2 separate regions of the Homo sapiens genome follow, and region 2 is linked to region 1. A link is an interaction called in ENCODE POLR2A ChIA-PET data of the cell type or tissue named here. Cell type or tissue: IMR-90. All regions are shown on one strand.

Evidence for each region. ChIA-PET counts read pairs that join two places held together with the same protein. Peaks named below come from ENCODE experiments on the same cell type or tissue, not always from the same donor. Only the 100,000 strongest peaks of a DNase experiment are listed, where the experiment ranks them.
Region 2: POLR2A ChIA-PET joins it to region 1 with 21 read pairs; 2 of 35 experiments call an interaction of 5 or more read pairs at or near these places.

What each region holds. Positions count from the first base shown.
Region 1 is chr17:62,632,310-62,634,809 of GRCh38, forward strand. All of the region lies in intron 1 of MRC2 (mannose receptor C-type 2), which reads left to right. Among named protein-coding and RNA genes, the nearest start is that of MRC2, 5.9 kb to the left of the region's middle. In IMR-90, no CTCF peak of the experiment used is centred here; a DNase peak (open chromatin) is centred at 1,432; H3K27ac peaks cover 1,260 bases.
Region 2 is chr17:62,759,370-62,761,869 of GRCh38, forward strand. It overlaps MARCHF10 (membrane associated ring-CH-type finger 10), which reads right to left. Exons shown (of 11, transcript NM_152598.4): 4 at 466-637. Among named protein-coding and RNA genes, the nearest start is that of MARCHF10, 48 kb to the right of the region's middle. RefSeq lists an enhancer at 2,325-2,500. In IMR-90, no CTCF peak of the experiment used is centred here; a DNase peak (open chromatin) is centred at 972; H3K27ac peaks cover 812 bases.

The DNA.
Region 1 (2,500 bases):
TTGCACTTCCCCCTGGCCCCTCGTCTCTCCTTCCGCCGCTGGGCACCAGCCTCTTGGCTCTGCACTCTCACAGCGCAGACCCTTCCACCTGCGCTCTGCTCCCCTCAGCCTCCCACTCCTCCTGATTTCTCTTTCTCTGACTGTGCATTCTGCCCTCCGCAGCTCTGGTTTTTGTTGTAGAAGAAGGACCAACTTCTTCCTAGTTTCCCCGGCCCCCCATGCCTCTGGTCTCTTGTCCTGCCCCAGCTTTCTCCACCTCCAGGCTTCTGCCCACGCACGATCACTTTGCCTGGTGTGCCTCCCCTCCCCTCTTCTTTCCCACCTTCCAGTGACCCTTCCTTCGAGACTCAAGGATCCTGGGGAGGACGCTGAGGGAGCCTGGTCCCTGCCTCTTGGGCTGACCTGGGGTGACGAGAGACAAGCACACAGACATGGCCCATGGTGACAAATCCCAGATTGGATGGGTGGCCTCTCTGTTTATCTCCTTCCCAGGGATCACCTCAGGAGGGCACATGTAGGGAACACTATAGCCAGCCTTCCTCAGCCTTCCCCAGCCTTCCCTGAAGGCAGCCGGGTGCGAGGCTGAGCAGTGGCCCCTTCCTCCTGTAGATGAGGCAGGAGTGTGGGCATGGCTGGCAGTGTTTCCCCCCGTCAGTCCTCTGGAAATGTAAATAGGGACAGAGTCGGTGGGACCAGGATTGATGGCACTCACCAGCTATGTGACCTCAGGCAGAGGCTCAAGTGTCTTCATTTATAAGATGGGAAAAATCAATACCTCTTGTAGAGGTATTATAAGATTACATACAAATGAGATCATGAACGTATGAGATATGTCCCTGGTACACTACTGGGCACAGAATAATTTCTTAGCAAACAATACTAAATTATTGCTATTTTTATTAGAAGAGAAAGGGTGGGTGAGGTGGCTCATGCCTGTAATCCCAGCACTTTGGGAGGCCGAGGCGGGTGGATCATGAAGTCAGGAGATCGAGATCATCCTGGCTAACACGGTGAAACCCCATCTCTACTAAAAATACAAAAAATTAGCTGGGTGTGATGTGGGGGCGCCTGTAGTCCCAGCTACTCAGGAGGCTGAGGCAGGGGAATTGCTTGAACCCAGGAGGCGGAGATTGCAGTGAGCCAAGATCATGCCACTGCACTGCAGCCTGGGCAACAGAGCGGGACTCCGTCTCAAAAAAAAAAAAAAAAAAAAGAGAAAACATGACTATCAAGGTTCCCAAATATGATAAAACACAGTCTTCAATATACAAAATCCTGCTGGACACGGTGGCCCATGCCTGTAATCCTGGCTTGAGCCCAGGAGTTCAAGACCAACTTGGGCAACATGACGAAACCCAGTCACTACAGAAAAAAAAAAAAAAAAAGCTGGGTGTCCTGGCTCATTCCTGTAGTCCCAGCTACTGGGCAGGCTGAGATGGGAGGATTGCTTGAGCACAGGAGGTTGAGGCTGTAGTGAGCCACGATTGCATCATTGCATTCCAGCCTGAGTGACAGAGTGAGACCCTGTCTCAAAAAAAAAAAAAAAAAAAAAAAAAAAAAAAAAAAAAAAAAATCCTAACTACAGCTGTCACCAGAAAGGAGGTCCAATCCAGACCCCAAGAGAGGGAACTCACGCAAGAAAGAATTTGAGGCGAATCCATAGGGAATAGTGAAAGCAGGCTTAATAGGAAAGTAAAGGAATAAAGAATGGCTACTCCATAGGCAGAGGAGTAGCACTGACGGCTCAGCTGCTTATACAATTGTTACTTCTTGATGATATGCTAAACAAGGGGTGGATTATTCATGAGTTTTCTGGGAAAGGGGTGGGCAATTCCCGGAACTGAGGGAGTCTTCCCTTTTTAGACCCTATAAGGTAATTTCTTGACGTTGCCATGACATTTGTAAACTGTCGTGGCGCTGATAGGAGTATCTTTTAGCATGCCAATGCGTTATAATTAGTGTATAAAAAAATGGGCAGTGAGAATGACCACAAGTCATTTTTTTTTTTTGAGATGGAGTCTCACTCTGTTGCCCAGGCTGAAGTGCGATGGCGTGGTCTTGGCTCACTGCAACCTCTGCCTCCCAGGTTCAAGCAATTCTCCTGCCTCAGCCTCCCAAGTAGCTGGGACTGTAGGCATGTGCCACTACACGTGGCTAATGTTTGTACTTTTAGTAGAGATGGGATTTTACCATGTTGACCAGGCTGGTCTTGAACTCCTGACCTCATGATCTGCCTGCCTCAGCCTCCCAAAGTGCTGGGATTACAGGCGTGAGCCACCACGCCTAGCCCAGAGATCACTTTTGTCACCTTTTAGTTTTGGTGGGATTTGGGTGGCTTCTATACTGCGTGCTGTTTTTTCAGCAAGGTCTTTGTGACCTGTGTCTTGTGTTGACCTCCGGTGTCATCCTGTGGCTTAGAATGCCTAACCTCTTGGGAACGCAGCCCAGGAGTTCCCAGCCTCGTTTTACCCAGCCCCTTTTAAAGATGGAGTTGCTCTGG
Region 2 (2,500 bases), 130 kb after region 1:
CTCTGAAATTAATGTTACTGTTTGCATAGGATCACTGGCCTTTCGAAACCTGAATTAGCCATTCAGAAAACACTAGGTTTAACCAATACCATCAATTTGATTGTTGTTGTTATACTTATTTATTTTTGAGGCGGGGTCTTGCTCTGTTGCCCAGGCTGAAGTGCAGTGGTGCCATCTTGGCTTACTGCAACCTCCACCTCCCGGGTTCAAGCGATTCTCCTGCCTCAGCCTCCCGAGTAGCTGGGATTACAGGATTATACCTGTTTAATTTTTGTATTTTTAGTAGAGACAGGATTTCACCACGCTGGCCAGGCTGGTCTTGGACTCCTGACCTCAAGTGATCCGCCGGCCTCAGCCTCTCAAAGTGCTGGGATTACAGGCGTGAGCCACCGTGCTCGGCCTGTTGTTGTTATTTTTAATACCGGGATTTTAGATCTGATGAATTTCAATAAGCCAGCCACTCACCTGGAGAGGGTTCGCTGGGGTCCACTTTCTCTGCTTTCCTTACAGTCATGGTACTTTTATGTTTCTGCTTGACTGATGTTTGGTCAATTGCTGGAAGTTTGGAGTCACACTTAAATGCAGATATCTTGATAGATGACCTTGGTTCAGTTAGAGCATCCTCCTCACTAGAACTCTACCAAAAATGAAATACGTCTGAGTCTCAGTGGCCAAGTAGGTCAACTTTGTTAGGCAGAGAAAACAGAAATGAGGCAAATGCAGTGACCCTCTCCAGCAATAATCCTAGAGTCTTCTGCCAGGTCAACACGCCCGTTCACCAGAGAGATTCAGATGGACTGGGCAGAGCAACTTAGAAATAATGGCAGAGTTAGTGAGTCTGTTTTGTAGAACATTATGAAAGAATGCATTTTTCTGTGAGTGTGTTTTGTAGAACGTTATGAAAAGAATGCATTTCTGACCCTTAAGTAATTTGATGACAGATAAATAGCGCATGTGCTTTTAAACTTCTTATTGTTTGTTATTTGAACTACTTTGGAGATAGGCTAGAAGAAAAAATGTTCCTTATGTTAATCATACATTTGACAATGAAAAGGAAATGTAGATAGTGTGACGGAGGCAGATTAAATCAGACCTCAGTTTCAATACTCTGCGTTACTGGGTGCAACACGAGACAGACTAATCTTTTAAAAAGTCCCCTCCTTGTCACTCTTCTATAAAGAAGTCAGTATAAATCTATGCATGGACAAATCATGATTCCTGCTGTGTCAGAATATCTCAACACAGCCATGCCGACGCAATAAAAATTATCCAGGCATGGAACAGCTTTATACTTGGCCACACTTACACCCACCAAAGAAAGGATGAAAACAATATAAATATCAGAAACCTGGTCTTAAAGGTGATTTAAGTACAGCCTGATGGCTTTAGGTCCTGGTGTTGGTATGACTTGCTAGGCTATCCATTCTGCAACAAATAAATCACTAGGTTCCCCCTTCCCCGACCCTGGGGGGTCGTTGCGGTGGGGGTGGAGGGGGGCACTAAGCTCTCTCCTCCATTGCACATTAGTCCAGTGTTGGAAAGTCCTGTGAAAATGTGGTCTTTTGCAGGCATAGAATGCTAAATTAACATCCCTGGTACCTCCCCAACTGTTGCAATTTGTATTGATCTTGCTCACCGTTCTCCCTGTCAGTTGTGGCATTTTCATTTCACAGGCTCCTGACTCAGGAAAATACTCTGAGTAGCTTTGAATTATTGGGTGTGATGTAAGACAAACTAAATTCTAAAAAAGTCCTCTACTTGTCAGTCTTCTGTAAAGAAGTCTACATAAATCTACAGGTGGACACATCATTATGCTCCAAGATGATGAATCATATTTTAAATTTAGAGTTTGGATACAGCCTTCAAACAAATAATTCTTGTTTCTCCGCACAATTTCAGAAAACAGACCACCCTCAGATAAAAGAACCAGAAAAGCACAAGACACAACAAACTGACTGTTCTCCCCTTTCCTTTTCGATTTTGCTATTTAATTGAAATCCTTGCAAATAACTCTGAAATGTCAAAGATGAAACATTAGGTCATTTCTTTTTTCTTTTTTTCTTTTTTTTGAGACAAAGTTTCACTCTTATTGCCCAGGCTGGAGTGAAATGGTGCCACCTTGGCTCACTGCAACCTCCGCCTCTCGGGTTCAAGCAATTCTCCTGCCTCAGCCTCCTGAGTAGCTGGGATTACAGGCACCCACCATCATACCCGGCTAATTTTTGTATTTTTAGTAGAGACGGGGTTTCGTTATGTTGGCCAGGCTGGTCTCGAACTCCTGACCTTAGGTGATCAACCCATCTCAGCCTCCCAAAGTTCTGGGATTATAGGCGTGAGCCACTGTGCCTGGCTAAAACATTAGGTCATTTCTGAACATGAGATAGGTTCTCTATTCTCAGAAAAGAAAATGCGGGCACATTTTAAGTATGACACCTAAGAATGTCATTGTAATTGGGTCCTGGAAGTCACAGTCCTGGAACTGGGTCCCAAGAAGAGCATC